Linked DNA regions of Homo sapiens: region 2 is linked to region 1. The links are chromatin loops, found by intact Hi-C in ENCODE. Cell type or tissue: K562. All regions are shown on one strand.

The links. A loop is a pair of places that touch in the nucleus more often than their neighbours do. Peaks named below come from ENCODE experiments on the same cell type or tissue, not always from the same donor. Only the 100,000 strongest peaks of a DNase experiment are listed, where the experiment ranks them.
Region 2: a loop joins it to region 1, with 4 times the contacts of the local background. A loop is called at or near these places in 6 of 110 quality-filtered maps.

The regions. Positions count from the first base shown.
Region 1 is chr17:39,267,156-39,275,155 of GRCh38, forward strand. FBXL20 (F-box and leucine rich repeat protein 20) reads right to left here. Exons shown (of 15, transcript NM_032875.3): 10 at 7,815-7,945; 11 at 3,641-3,701; 12 at 1,672-1,716. Among named protein-coding and RNA genes, the nearest start is that of MIR548BC, 26 kb to the right of the region's middle. In K562, a CTCF peak has its summit at 4,024 (motif pointing right); a DNase peak (open chromatin) is centred at 4,026.
Region 2 is chr17:39,332,332-39,340,331 of GRCh38, forward strand. All of the region lies in intron 2 of FBXL20 (F-box and leucine rich repeat protein 20), which reads right to left. Among named protein-coding and RNA genes, the nearest start is that of MIR548BC, 39 kb to the left of the region's middle. RefSeq lists enhancers at 741-1,251, 4,911-5,668. In K562, no CTCF peak of the experiment used is centred here; a DNase peak (open chromatin) is centred at 3,790; H3K4me3 peaks cover 194 bases.

The sequences.
Region 1 (8,000 bases):
GCAGGAGAATTGCTTGAACCTGGGAAGTGGAGGTTGCAGTGAGCCGAGACTGAGCACTGCACTCCAGCCTGGGCAACAGAGTGAGACTCTGTCCTCCCCACCCCACACCACAAAACAAAACAAAAAAAAACAGTCTGAGCGGTAACAGCAAGAAAAAAAACAGTCTGAGCGATAACAGCAAGACCCTGTCTCTAAAAAAATCTGTCCCCCAGAACCTCTACTTGCTGGACTTTGTTCTATCTCCTTAGAATCATCAGAGAAAGGAATCAGACGATAGTGCTTGCTGGACTTTGTTCTGTCTCCTTAGAATAATCAGAGAAAGGAATCAGAAGATAGTGCAGTGCTCTATGAAAAAAATTAATGTTGGAACATCCTAAAATTTTTAATAAAGCATGCCACTACTCAGTATCGATAACTTGGGTTATTTTCCCAAGGGTGGCAGCCAGGCACTGCTGGAATCTGGGTTAACCAAGAATATTCAGGTAGGAAGAACAGTTTTCATGGTTATGTTAGGACTGAAAGTAAATCAGCACTTCTTTTCAAATTCTTCTCCAACTCTGAGTTTATTATTTTCTACTACACATAGCTTCACAGGGGCTACAAAATGGTAGAGAAAGGGGGTGGGCGAGCAGGCAGGCATGTCCGTTCAGAAGGAATAACACTGGAAGGGACATAGAGGACACTCAGGCATGTATAAGAGATAAACGGATGCGAACAAGTTTTAGTTTAGTAAGAACTAACAGCTGTTAAGTAGTGCCTATAAAACAAAAAATTTTTTAGAAAGTGGCTTTTACAGTTACTGACATATCTCGCCTTCTTTATTTTTACCATTAAAAAATTAATTGCTCTTTCTTTTGTGGAGTCCCATGTTCGAAGTTTTTCCTTGGTCAATTAATAATCTCAAAGTTCTTAAAATTGTGTTAATGTGGCTCACGTCTGTAATCCCAGCACTTTGGGAGGGCGAGCCAAGTGGATCACCTGAGGTCAGGAGTTCAAAACCAGCCTGGCCAACACAGTGAAATCCCATCTCTACTAAGAATACAAAAAATCAGCCGGGTGTGGTGGCGCATGCCTGTAATCCCAGCTACTTCAGAGGCCAAGGCAGGAGAATTGCTTGAATCTGGGAGGTGGAGGTTGCAGTGAGCTGAGATCTCGCCACTGCACTCCAGCCTGGGCAACAACAGTGAAATTCCATCTCAAAAAAATAATAATAATAATTAAAAAATAAAAACTGTTAATCAGGAGATCAGTTTGGCTTAAAGGCAGAGTTCCATGCAGAGTCAGGTCTCCAGGGCTAACGATGCCAGGGATCTAGGATACAGCAAAGCTAAAGAAAGGCAGTGCTATATAGATCAGTGTGATGGGGCTTTAATTATTTACTAGCATCATAACTCTACAGGTCTAAGGAAATATTTTTAACAGCTTTACAGCCTGAATGCTTGGGCCTCCTTTCTCTCTAATGGCAACCTGATTGATGGCATATATTTCCACAGTTCTGCAACACATACCATGAGCACCTCTGCCTGGAAGATACCTTACTTAATGGGGAATCTGCAATGCTGTCAGGCACTACAGTATCCTACACTAGGGTAGGGAATTGCACATTCTGATGTTGTGTATTATCTAAGTGTCTACTATACTGTATTTCTGAATTAAAATCTACAATCTTACCTGAACACACTCTTCCAGGTCCATCTTTTCAAGTTCATGGCAATTCTACAAAGTACAAAAACAAACACAAACATTACAGTACAAACATTTAAAACATGAGAAACTTTTAAGGACAGAAAACTAAGAGGTAATATTAAATACGTTGATAAATTCTTTGGTGTTTCAGAGCTAGTGTCATGCTAATTTTTTTTTCTTTCTTTTGAGACAAGGTCTCACTCTGTCACCCAGGTTGGAGTGCAGTGGTGAAATCATGGCTCACTGCAGCCTCCAACTCCCTGGGCTCAGGTGATTCTCCCACCTCAGCCTCCCAATTAGCTGGGACTATAGGAATGTGCCACCACACCTGGCTAATTTTTGTATTTCTTTTCTTTTTTTTTTCTTTTTGAGATGGAGTCTGGCTCTTGTCACCTAGGCTGGAATGCAGTGGCATGATCTCGGCTCACGGCAAGCTCTACCTCCCGGGTTCACGCCATTCTCCTGCCTCAGCCTCCTGAGTAGCTGGGACTACAGGCGCCCGCCACCACGCCTGGCTAATTTTTTGCATTTTTAGTAGAGACGGGGTTTCACCATGTTAGCCAGGATGGTCTCGATCTCCTGACCTCGTGATCCGCCCGCCTCGGCCTCCCAAAATGCTGGGATTACAGGCGTGAGCCATCGCGCCCGGCCTTTCCTCTTTTTTTTTTTTTTTTTTGAGACAGAGTTTCGCTCGTTGCCCAGACTGGAGTGCAATGGCACGATCTCAGCTCACTGCAACCTCCGCCTCCCGGATTCAAGCGATTCTCCTGCCTCAGCCTCCCAAGTAGCTGGGATTACAGGCATGCGCCACCATCACCGGCTAATTTTGTGTTTTTAGTAAAGTCAGGGTTTCTCCATGTGGGTCAGGCTGATCTCGAACTCCTGACCTCAGGTGATCCACCCCCCTTGGCCTCCCCAAGTGCTGGGATTACAGGCATGAGCCACCGCGCCCGGCCTTTTGTATTTCTTACAGAGATGAAATTTCGCCATGTTGCCCGGGCTGGGCTCAAGCGATCTGCTTTCCTTGGCCTTCCAAAATGCTGGGATTACAGGCATGAGCCACTGCACCCAGGCTATGGCCTCCTTTAGTCATGCCATGTGCTGGCTCCCACCTAATTAATATTCTATCGATCTGCCTAAAAGCAAACGACCATCCCCTTGTACCATAACACTGGTCAAAGTCAGTATAATTTTAAATATTATCATATAGTAATTTATAAACCCGTCCAAGTATTAAAATACTCAGGAGAATACAGAAAATCTCCTAAAACCTTTCCATTTAGAACCAGACATGTGTTTCCTTCAATGTTACTTTCATCCACTAGTCATGTACCAAATAACCAATAAGTTTTTTCACAAAGTACCAAGAAGCACCTGCTTAATCTATTAGCTTATGAAATTGTGAAGAATCAAGTCTCATGGGTGGGTGCAGTGGCTCACGTCTGTAATCTCATCACTTTGGGAGGCCAAGGTGAGCGGATGACTTGAGGTTGGGAGTTGAAGACCAGCCTGGCCAACATGGTGAAACCCTGTCTCTACTAAAAATACAAAACTTAGCTGGATGTGGTGGCACATGCTTGTAATCCCAGCTACTCGGGAGGCTGAGGCAGGAGAAATGCTTGAACCTGGGAGGTGGAGGTTGCAGTGAGCCGAGATCGTGTCACTGCACTCCAGCCTGGGTGACAGAGCGAGACCCCATCTCAAAAAAATTTAAAAAAAATTGTTTAAAAAGTATCATGAAGGGGTTTTATATTCTCCAATGCATGTGTGCATTTCTAGGAGCAGTTTGTATTCTTATTGATATCAGTAGGTCTGTAGCTATAGCATGAAACCCCGTCTCACTCACCCAATTCTGCTACCATTTCACATTTCCCTTGCTGCTTGTTCTTCTGAAATAAAAAGCCCTAATAAAACCTATGGAAACAAACCTATGGAACCTAAAGAAAATACTTACCCTGGCTAGAGTGGTAAAGCCCACATCTGTTAATTGAGAACATCTTGCCACTTCCAATATTCTGTTAAAAAAAAAAAAAAAACAGTGAAAGTCAAGCTCTTGGTCCCTGAAAACTGAGTTTATTAAAACAGTAAGAATTTACAAAAACAATCTTCTATTCTCTAAGGACTTTATAATATAGAATGACATTAACAACTAAGCAAGTCTGTATACAGATCTTGCCATTCATTTTCATGGAGTCATCATAAAGTGGTCCTATAAATACCACATTTCAGGGTGATGCAATCAATGAACACAGAAGAATATAATTGAAGCTTGTAGTTAATGCCAAAACGCATGAAATGCATTAAAAGCCTTCTTGATGGCATACTGCTTACCCCCAGAGGGCAGCCTGCTCCTAGAAAACAAAGGAAACGGAGATACTCTATTTCAGTTAATCTCTTGCTGAAATGAATTATTTTCTTTCCTGTTTTAGAAGTAGGTTCACTTAGATTTAAATTGCTTTAAAAAAAATGTGACAGGCCGGGCATGGTGGCTCATGCCTATAATCCCAACACTTTGGGAGGCCGAGGTGGGCGGATCACCTGAGGTCAGGAGTTCGAGACCAGCCTGGCCAACACGGTGAAACCCCATTTCTACCAAAAATGCAAAAATTAGTCTGGCGTGGTGGCGGGTGCCTGTAGTCCCGGCTACTCGGGAGGCTGAGGCAGGAGAATCGCTTGAACCCGGGAGGCGGAGGTTGCAGTGAGCCGAGATCCCGCCACTGCACTCCAGCCTGGGTGACAGAGCAAGGCTCCGACTCAAAAAAAAAAAAAAAAAAAAAAAAAAAGGTGGGGGGGATTGCTTAATTACAGGTCTATCCCAAATATGAAATTCTAGACTTGTGAAAGCTTCCTGCTTTCTCCCACAGGCTCCCATGGAGGCCCAGTTGAGAGGGAAGCTGAGCTGGCAGCCATTCACCTCTTATTAAGCAACTGTTAAACTCCAATCTAAATACCAACCACAGGATTGGGGAATCAAAAGTAGCTCTCTTCTGTGAAAAGTTGGGTGACCTCTGTAAAATGGTAACAAAGAACATGTTTGTTTATAAAATTCTTACTACTGAAGTTGAAAAAAATTGAAGTTAAAGTATAGGAAACAATTATCAACTGAAAATCAATGAGAAATGGATGGCGGGGTGCGGTGGCTCACACCTATAATCCCAGCACTTCAGGAGGCTGAGGCAGGAGGATCACTTGAGCTCAGGAGTTCAAGACCAGCCTGGGCAACATACCAAGACTTCACCAGTATAAAAAAATTTTTAAATTCTGTCCGGGCGCGGTGACTCACGCCTGTAATCCCTGCACTTTGGGAGGCCGAGGCAGGCGGATCACGAGGTCAGGAGATCGAGACCAGCCTGGCCAACATGGTGAAACCCCGTCTCTACTAAAATTACAAAAAATTAGTCAGGCATGGTGGTGGGCACGTGTAGTCCCAGCTATCTGAGAGGTTGAGGCAGGACAATCACTTGAACCCAGGAGGCGGAGTTTGCAGTGAGCTGAGGTCACGCCACTGCGCTCCAGCCTGGCAACAGAGCGAGACTTTGTCTCAAAAAAAAAAAAAAAAAATTTTTTTTTTAATTCCAAGAGATGGCCAGGTGCGTTGACTCATGCCTGTAATCCCAGAACTTTGGGAGGGCAGATCACCTGAGGCCAGGAGTTTGAGACCACCCTGGCCAACACAGTAAAACCCAATCTCTACCAAAAATACCAAAAAAATTGGCCAGGCATGGTAGCGTATGCCTGTAATCCTGCCTACTCTGGAGGCTGAGGCACGAAAATTGCTTGAACCTGGGAGGAGGAGGTTACAGTGAGCCAAGATCATGCCATTGCACTCCAGCCTGGGCAACAGAGCCAAACTCTATCTCAAAAAAAAAAAAAAAAAAAAGAAAGAAAGAAAGAAAGAAAGAAAAAGAAAGAAAGAAATGAATGCTACCTAATGGGAAAACACGATCTGACTGGAACACAACTTTTGATTTTCACAGTTGAGAGCTTTTCCATTCTAACAATGTAATGAACCATATAGGGAGATGGAGCTGAAGACTCCTCTCTCTACAGTCGAAAAGGATAAAGTGTAAGATATTCAGAGAGAAGTTTGATTACCTCCCCAGCTCTTGAGGAATATTTTAGGCTTCTGATATTACTAATTTTGACCAATAGGTGTATGTTCTCTTAAGAAATTTTGATATTGTAGGCAAAAGGTTTTTTTGTTTGTTTGTTTTTTTGAGAGGGAGTCTCACTCTGCCACCCAGGCTGGGAGTGCAACTTCCACCTCCTGGGTTCAGACAGTTCTCTTGTCTCAGCCTCTCGAGTAGCTGGGATTACAGGAGTGGGCCACCACGCCTGTAATTTTTGTATTTTTAGCAGAGACGAGGTTTCACCATGTTGACCAGGCTGGTCTCAAACTCCTGACCTCAGATGATCCGCCCGCCTCAGCCTCCCAAAGTGTTGGGATTACAGGTGTGAGCCACTGCGCCTGGCCACAAAAGTTCTTTCAACAATTATGGTTAGGCCAGGTAATCATCAGAAACAATTTTCTGAAAGTTTTATAGCTTTACAATGATTATTATATGTAAGAAAAGTGGCTTCATAGGCTCAGGAATCAGAGTTCCTGGGTGAATACTTGTTCCTACACTAACTAGCTGAGACCTTGAGCAGGTTACTTTGTCTCTTTGTGCTTCAGTTTTCTCATCTATAAAATGGCAGTAACAAGGCTGGGTGTGGTGGCTCACGCCTGTAAACCCAGCACTTTGGGAGGCCGAGGTGGGCAGATCATGAGGTCAGGAGACCATCCTGGCCAATATGATGAAACCCCATCTCTACTAAAAATACAAAAATTAGCTGGGTGTGGTGACACTCGCCTGTAGTCCCAGCTACTAGGGAGGCTGAGGCAGGTTAATCGCTTGAACCCAGGAGACGGAGGTTGCAGTGAGCCGAGATCGCGCCACTGCACTCCAGCCTGGGCGACAGAGCAAGACTCTGTTTCAGAAAAAAAAAAAAAAGGCGATAATAGTGCTTATATGGTGCTATGGAGATTAAACAAATTATTACTGTTATTGAGAAAGAGTCTCACTCTGTTGCCCAGGCTAGAGTGCAGTGGTGTGATCTTAGCTCACTGCTGTCTTGACCTCCTGGGCTCAAGTGATCCTCTCACTTTAGCCTCCTGAGTAGCTGGGACTACAAGGCACACATCGCCATGCCTGGCTAATTTTTTTATTTTTTGTAGTGACAGGGTTTCGCCATGTTGCCCATGCTGGTCTCAAACTCCTGGGCTCAAGCGATCTTCTAGCCTCGGTCTCCCTAAATGCTGGGATCACAGGTGTGCGCCTCGGCACTCAGCCCTGAATTAGTATTTGTAAAGCACCTAAAGCAACACCTAATTTACAAGTACTATGTAAGTTTATTTTAGAGAACAAAAAGTGTAGCCAGGTGTGGTAGCACATGTCTTTAGTCCCAGCTACTCCTGAGGCTGAGGTGAGATGATCACTTGAGCCCAGGAGATTGAGGCAGGCATACACAACACTACCTCAAAAGACAGTAACAGGCTGGGCACAGTGGCTTTCACCTGTAATCTCAACACTTTGGGAAGCTGAGGTTTGAGGCCAGCCTGAGCAACACAGCCTGACCCCATCTCTACAAAAAGTAAAAAACACAGCATTCTTCAAACTGAGGAGCCAGAGAGAAATAAGACTGTTTTAAAAACCCATCAGTACAAAAGAGGTATTCCTTTAAGAGTGTCTTTTAAATATAGTACCCCCTGCTATGTACCTGGTATCATTACTATGACAAATGACCTTAGGGTGGACCTTTAAAAACTACTTTGAGAAAAGAATTATACAAAAGCATTAATAAGAGAAAATACCTTTCTTTCTATCTCAAGTAATAAAATGTTGATTCTTTTTTCTAGTATGGATAGCAAGTAGTGGAATTTGGGGATTGTTACCCCTTGGTTCACACCAATTACATGAAATCAAATGAGGTACAAAAAGGAAGTAGGTGGGCATCTAAAAGGGACTACCTTAAAATTTCAAAGCGTCTGCAGTGCCTACCTTAAAATTCCAAAGTTCCAAGGAAGAAATATGGGTGAAGGAAACTTTTGTTCTATGATTTTTTTGAGCTAAACAAGAAATGTTTACCTAAGCCGTGGGCAGTTCTGACCTAGAGCATTCAGGATGGCATCTGTGATGTTGGAGCAGCCAGAGGCACAAAGGGATTGTAACTTATGGCACCCTCTGCATATAGTAATGAGACCTTCATCTGTGATTTGCTAAAAAACAAGAGCAAAAAAATCCATAGATATTAGTATCTTAGCAAAACAAAAA
Region 2 (8,000 bases), 65 kb after region 1:
CCGCTGGATTTTGGAAGGGTTCCTACCATTCACTGATGAACTTCTCTAATGGACAATATTTCACATGTGTCGTCACAACTTGCTCCTGGAGGAATTAAGTGCACCCTGTGTGGTTCCACTGGGAAAGGACCCTCGGAAGCTTACTTCTAGTTTCCTACACATTTTACCTGTGCACCTTTCCCCTTTGCTGATTTTTCTTTGTATCTTTTTTTTTTTTTTTTTTTTTTTTAAGACAGAGTCTCGCTCTGTGCCCAGGCTGGAGTGCAGTGACGTGATCTCGGCTCACTGCAAGCTCCGCCTCCTGGGTTCACGCCATTCGCCTGCCTCAGCCTCCCAAGTAGCTGGGACTACAGGTGCCCGCCACCAGGCCTGGCTAATGTTTTGTATTTTTAGTACAGATGGGGTTTCACCGTGTTAGCCAGAATGGTCCCGATCTCCTGACCTCATGATCTGCCCACCTTGGCCTCCCAAAGTGGTGGGATTCCAGGCATGAGCCACCGTGCCCAGCTGTATCCTTTCTTATAATAAACCATAGTTGTGTGTATGACTACATGATGAGTCCTGTGGATCCTCCTGCACATCACCATACCTGTGGATGGATCTAGGGGACCCCAACACAGTATGAATTGCTGCCTTTTTCCTTTTTCTTTTTTAAGAGATAGTGCCTAGCCATGTTACCCAGGCTGGTCTCTAACTCCTGGCCTGAAGCAATCCGCCTGCCTCAGCCTCCCAAGTAGCTCAGATTATAGGCCTGAGTCACACCTGGCTCTCTACTATTTTAGAAGGAAAAAAATTCAGCTCTCCCTCTCCCTCTCCCTCCTCCCTCTCCGTCTCCCTCTTTGCACGGTCTCCCTCTGATGCCCAGCCGAGGCTGGACTGTACTGCCGCCATCTCGACTCACTGCAACCTCCCTGCCTGATTCTCCTGCCTCAGCCTGCCGAGTGCCTGGGATTGCAGGCGCGCGCCGCCACGCCTGACTGGTTTTCGTATTTTTTGGTGGAGACGGGGTTTCCCCGTGTTGGCCGGGCTGGTCTCCAGCTCCTGACCGCGAGTGATCTGCCAGCCTCGGCCTCCCGAGGTGCCGGGACTGCAGACAGAGTGTCGCTCATTCAGTGCTCAATGTTGCCCAGGCTGGAGCGCAGTGGCGTGATCTCGGCTCGCTACAACCTCCACCTCCCAGCCGCCTGCCTTGGCTTCCCAAAGTGCCGAGATTGCAGCCTCTGCCCGGCCGCCACCCCATCTAGGAAGTGAGGAGCGTCTCTGCCTGGCCACCCATCGTCTGGGATGTGAGGAGACCCTCTGCCCGGCTGCCCAGTCTGGGAAGTGTGGAGCGCCTCTTCCCGGCCGTCATCCCGTCTAGGAAGTGAGGAGCGTCTCTGCCCGGCCGCCCATCATCTGGGATGTGGGGAGCGCCTCTGCCCCGCCGCCCCGTCTGAGATGTGAAGAGTGCCTCTGCCCGGCCGCGACCCCGTCTGGGAACTGAGGAGTGTCTCTGCCCCGCCGCCACCCCGTCTGGGAGGTGAGGAGCGTCTCTGACCGGCTGCCCCGTCTGAGAAGTGAGGAGCCCCTCCGCCCGGCAGCCACCCCGTCTGGGAAGTGAGGAGCCCCTCTGCCCAGCCGCCACCCCGTCTGGGAGGTATACCCAACAGCTCATTGAGAACGGGCCACGATGACGATGGCAGTTTGGTCGAACAGAAAAGGGGGAAATGTGGGGAAAAGAAAGAGAGATCAGATTGTTGCTGTGTCTGTGTAGAAAGAAGTAGACATAGGAGACTCCATTTTGTTCTGTACTAAGAAAAATTCTTCTGCCTTGGGATGTTGTTAATCTATAACCTTACCCCCAACCCCGTGCTCTCTGAAACATGTGCTGTGTCCACTAAGGGTTAAATGGATTAAGGGTGGTGCAAGATGTGCTTTGTTAAACAGATGCTTGAAGGCAGCATGCTTGTTAAGAGTCATCACCACTCCCTAATCTCAAGTACCCAGGGACACAAACACTGCGGAAGGCAGCAGGGCCCACTGCCTAGGAAAACCAGAGACCTTTGTTCACATGTTTATCTGCTGACCTTCCCTCCACTATTGTCCTATGACCTTGCCAAATCCCCCTCTCCGAGAAACACCCAAGAATGATCAATAAATACTAAAAAAATTAAAAAAAAAAAAATTCGAAAAAAAAATTCAGCTAATCCATGCTTGCCATTTCAGTTCATAAAGTTCACCTCTTACCCACTTACAGAGGATATATCACATCACAATTATGACCCAACACCAGAAGAGTTGAAAAAATGAGAAAAAAATTTCATATTCTTTTTTACCTGAATCCTTTAAAAAAATTTCATATTCTTATAGGTAATAACAGTCCTTATTCTGAAACCGCATGTTATAACTAAAAGGGCACAGTGCAGACTCAAGCAATCTTTATCACTTAATGTCATTTTTACAGTTATCAACGTCATCCTCAGAAGGAATCTTTGAGGGCTGGGCACAGTGGCTCATGCCTGTAATCCCAGCACTTTGGGAGGCTGAGGAGGGTGGATCCTGAGGTCACAAGATTGAGACCATCCTGGCTAACATGGTGAAACACCGTTGGAACAGAAATTAAAAGAAATTAAAGAATGTGTAAGCAAAAACTCAGTTGTATGTAAGAAAACCCAATTCCCCCTGAGGAAGAGAAAGAGCTGGAGTCCTTTAAAATTAACTGCCTGTTTTTCCCTCTGTGGCTAGTGAGCCTTATCTCTCCACTTCCCAGGCATTGTGAAGACCCTGTTTCTCTAGCTGTGCAGCTGCAAGGTCACTAGACAGATAATCTCAAGTCGTAAAACATGTTGTTCCTTAAAAAGTAAGAAATGATGTAATGCATGTCTTAACTGAATAACTGTCTTTGTTTCTTGCTTCTGTAATACGCTTCCCCCTGCACAGATCTACCCCCACCCCACGAAATGCTTAAAAGGTAGCTTGACTTTTTGTTCAAGGCTCAGTCCTTTGGATGTTAATCTGACTGGGTTGATGCACCTAAACAATTAAATAATTCCTCCTCAACCCCTCCGGTCTCTCTGATTCCTTAATTATCCCGCTGCAGTGTCTCTACTAAAAATGCAAAAAATTAGCCAGGCATGGTGGCACGTGCTGTAGTCCTAGCTACTTGGGAGGCTGAGGCAGGGGAATAGTTTGAACCCAGGAGGCGGAGGTTGCAGTGAGCCGAGATCATGCCACTGCACTCCAGCCTGGGCAACAGAGTGAGACTCCGTCTCAAAAAAAAAAAAAAAAAAAAAAGAAGGAATCTTTGAGAAACAACTCACTTCACAGTAGCTCTTGGAAAACACAGTCTTTGTCTTAGAAACATAGATGTTCCTTTTTCAAGTGGTACCGCTAAGTAAGTACATATGGTTTTGCTCTAAGAGGGAGTACTGTCAATCTTGCTAACTGAATTTCACATTATGCAAACAGTGGATTCCAGCTTGTTAAACCATTAATCACAAACTTTGTTTCAATAGGGAAGGAAGAGAATCAGTATAAAAGGGGAAACAGGCTGGGTGCAGTGGCTCATGCCTGTAATCCTAATACTTCGTGAGGCTAAGGGGAGAGAATTGCTTGAGGCCAGAAGTACAAAACCAGCCTGGTCAACAAAGTGAGTCCCCATCTCTACAAAAGAAAACAACATGCGTGTAGTCCCAGCTACTCAGGAGCTGAGGAAGAGGATCAATCGTTTAGGCCCAGGAGTTTGGGACTGCCATTATCATCCCACCGTATTCCAGCCTAGGCAACAGAGTGAGAGCCTGTCAGAGGGGGGAGGGGAGGGGAAGGGAGGGGGACTAGAATAAAATAGAGGAACCAAGAACATTTGCTTAAATTATTGGTAACTTGGCTGTAAGCACTGCAAATACATGGAAATAATATGGTCCTAACAACACAATTGTTTTTGTAGGTTAATATATGTTTGATGAAATGACATAATATGTAACTTAAAATCTAAACAAACCAAATGTTGTATATTTATTAAACTGCACTTTTAAAAATAGCTAATACACAGAAACTCAAAAGACACACACAAATTTAAAAGACAAAGAAAGGCTGAGCAACAAAATAAGCAGTGAGGGTAACAATATAATTCAGACTAAAACAAATATCCATGAGTCTATACTACACTAACTATAAATAGAACAGATGGGAAAGCTCTACCTTACAGCAGAATTACAATTAATGAAAGTAGAAGGTTGGGGGCGGTGGCTCACACCTATAATCCCAGCAGTCTGGGAGGCCAAGGTGGGTAAATTACGAGGTGAGGAGTTTGAGACAAGCCTGGCCAACATGGTGAAACCCCATCTCTACTAAAAATACAAAAATTAGCCCAGTGTGGTGGCGCACGCCTGTAATCCCAGCTACTCAGGAGGCCGAGGCAGGAGAATCACTTGAACCTGGGAGGCAGAGGTTGCAGTGAGCCGAGATTGCACCATTGCACTCCAGCCTGGGCGACAGTGTGAGACACCATCTCAAAAAAAAAAAAGAAAAGAAAAAGAAAGTAGAAAGAATTGAGCAGACAGAAACCACCATAGTAGCAAACTCCACAATGCTAACCTTCATATAACATCATGGATGTTAAAAATAATAAACGACCTCTCCCTCTCCCTCCTCTCCCTCCTCTCCCTCTCCCTCTCCCCACGGTCTTCCTCTCCCTCTCTTTCCACCGTCTCCCTCTGATGCTGAGCCGAAGCTGGACTGTACTGCTGCCATCTCGGCTCACTGCAACCTCCCTGCCTGATTCTCCTGCCTCAGCCTGCCGAGTGCCTGGGATTGCAGGCGCGCGCCGCCACGCCTGACTGGTTTTCGTATTTTTCTGGTGGAGACGGGGTTTCGCTGTGTTGGCCGGGCTGGTCTCCAGCTCCTAACCACGAGTGATCCGCCAGCCTCGGCCTCCCAAGGTGCCGGGATTGCAGACGGAGTCTCGTTCACTCAGTGCTCAATGGTGCCCAGGCTGGAGTGCAGTGGTGTGATCTCGGCTCGCTACAACCTCCACCTCCCAGCCGCCTGCCTTGGCTTCCCAAAGTGCCGAGATTGCAGCCTCTGCCCGGCCGCCACCCCATCTGGGAAGTGAGGAGCGTCTCTGCCTGGCAGCCCATCGTCTGGGATGTGAGGAGCCCCTCTGCCTGGCTGCCCAGTCTGGAAAGTGAGGAGCGTCTCTGCCCGGCCGCCCATCGTCTGAGATGTGGGGAGCGCCTCTGCCCCGCCGCCCCGTCTGGGATGTGAGGAGCGCCTCTGCCCGGCCGCGACCCCGTCTGGGAGGTGAGGAGCGTCTCTGCCCGGCCGCCCCGTCTGAGAAATGAGGAGACCCTCTGCCTGGCAACCGCCCCGTCTGAGAAGTGAGGAGCCCCTCCGCCCGGCAGTTGCCCCGTCTGAGAAGGGAGGAGCGTCTCCGACGGGCAGCCACCCCATCCGGGAGGGAGGTGGGGGTCAGCCCCCGCCAGGCCAGCTGCCCCGTCCAGGAGGGAGGTGGGGGGTCAGCCCCCGCCAGGCCAGCCGCCCCGTCCAGGAGGGAGGAGGGGGTCAGGCCCCGCCCGGCCAGCCACCCTATCCGGGAGGGAGGTGGGGGGGTCAGCCCCCCGCCCGGCCAGCTGCCCCGTCCGGGAGGTGAGGGGCGCCTCTGCCCGGCCGCCCCTACTGGGAAGTGAGGAGCCCCTCTGCCCGGCCACCACCCCGTCTGGGAGCTGTACCCAACAGCTCATTGAGAACGGGCCATGATGACAATGGCGCTTTTGTGGAATAGAAAGGGGGGAAAGGTGGGGAAAAGATTGAGAAATCGGATGGTTGCCGTGTCTGTGTAGAAGGAAGTAGACATGGGAGACTTTTCATTTTGTTCTGTACTAAGAAAAGTTCTTCTGCCTTGGGATCCTGTTGATCTGTGACCTTACCCCCAACCCTGTGCTCTCTGAAACATGTGCTGTGTCCACTCAGGGTTAAATGGATTAAGGGTGGTGCAAGATGTTTTTGTTAAACAGATGCTTGAAGGCAGCATGCTCATTAAGAGTCATCACCACTCCCTAATCTCAAGTACCCAGGGACACAAACACTGCGGAAGGCCGCAGGGTCCTCTGCCTAGGAAAACCAGAGACCTTTGTTCACTTGTTTATCTGCTGACCTTCCCTCCACTATTGTCCTATGACCCTGCCAAATCCCCCTCTGCGAGAAACACCAGAATGATCAATAAAAAATAATAATAATAATAATAAACGAAAAAAGTCACAATGTATAATGTAGTCTCAATGTAGTTCTAGCCAAAATAAATTTATTAACTACAAAGAACATAATTCTGCAGTGGATAAGCTAAAAGACACTACCTTAACTAAGTGACCAAAATTAATATCACCAGTAACAAGCATTAATTGACATCATGTACCTCTTGTTGATACATGGACAAGGATACACCACCATTTCTACAGTATACTTGTCAAACTGCATAACTTGAATTTAATTATGAGAAAACAAGAGTAAACATCAGACAAAGCCAAATCGAGGATATTCTATTTTAAAACTGACCAATATTCTTTAAAATTATCAACCCTGGGTAAAACAGCTCATGCCTGTAATTCCAGTACTTTGGGAGGCTGAGGTGGACAGATCATTCAAGGTCAGGAGTTTGAGCCCAGCCTGGCCAACATCGTGAATCCCTGTCTCTACCAAAAAATACAAAAACTAGCCAAGTGTGGTGGTGCACACCTGTAGCCCCAGCCACTCAGGAGGACGAGGCAGGAGAATCGCTTGAACCTGGGAGGCGGAGGTTACAGTGAGCCGAGATCATGCCACTGCACTCCAACCTGGGAGACAGTGAGACCCTGTCTCAAAAAAAAAAAAAAAAAAAAAGACCAGCCTAGGCAACACAGTGAGACCCCATCTGCCCCATCTGTATAAAAAAAATAAGAAAATTAGCCAGGCCATAGTTTAAGAGTAGCCTGGGTAACATAGCAATACCCCATCTCTATGAAAATTTAAAAATTAGGCAGGTGTGGTGGCATGTACCTGAGTCCCAGCTACTTAAGAGGCTGAGATGGAAGGATCACTTCAGGCTGAGAGGTCAAAGCTGCAGTGAGCTGTGTTTGCACCACTGCAGTCCAGCTTGAGTGACAGCAGGAGACTTTTCTGTATTCAGCAGGAAATCCTGCTGTATTTCCTGCTTCCCTGTTGAAGCTGTGGATAAAATCCTGTTCTTAGAAGAGCAAGGAGGCATAACAATTCAATGTAACGTGCAATCCTGGACTGAATCCTGGGCCAAAAAAAGAATACTACCGTACAGTTGAAGAATTTGAATAAGGTTTGTAGATTAGTTCACAGAACTTTTTTTTTTTTTGAGTCTTGCTCTGTCACCAGGCTGGAGTGCAGTGGCACGTGATCTCAGCTCACTGCAACCTCCACCTGCAGGGTTCGATTCCCCTGTCTCAGCCTCCCGAGTAGCTGGGACTACAGGCGCGCACCACCACACCTGGCTAATTTTTTTTTTGTATTTTAGTAGAGACAGGGTTTCATCATGTTGGCCAGGATGGTCTTGATCTCCTGACCTCGTGATCCGCCCGTCTCAGCCTCCCAAAGTGCTGGGATTACAGGCATGAGCCACCGTAACTGGATTTTTTTTTTTTGAAATGCAGTCTCGCTTTGTCGCCCAGGCTGAAGCGCAATGGCGCTCACTGCAACCTCTGCCTCCCAAGGTTCAAGTGATTCTCCTGCTTCAGCTTCCCAAGTAGCTGGGATGCCCGCTGCCACCATGCCCAGCTAATTCCTGGGGTTTTTGTTTGTTTGAGATGGAGTCTCGCTCTGTTGTGAGGCTGGAGCGCGGTGGCGCGATCTTGGCTCACTGCAACCTCTGCCTCCCGGGTTCAAGCGATTCTCCTGCCTCAGCCTCCCGAGTGGCTGGGATTACAGGCATGTGCCACCATGCCAGGCTAATTTTTGTATTTTTAGTAGAGATGGGGTTTCACCATGTTGGCCAGGCTGGTCTCAATCTCCCGACCTTG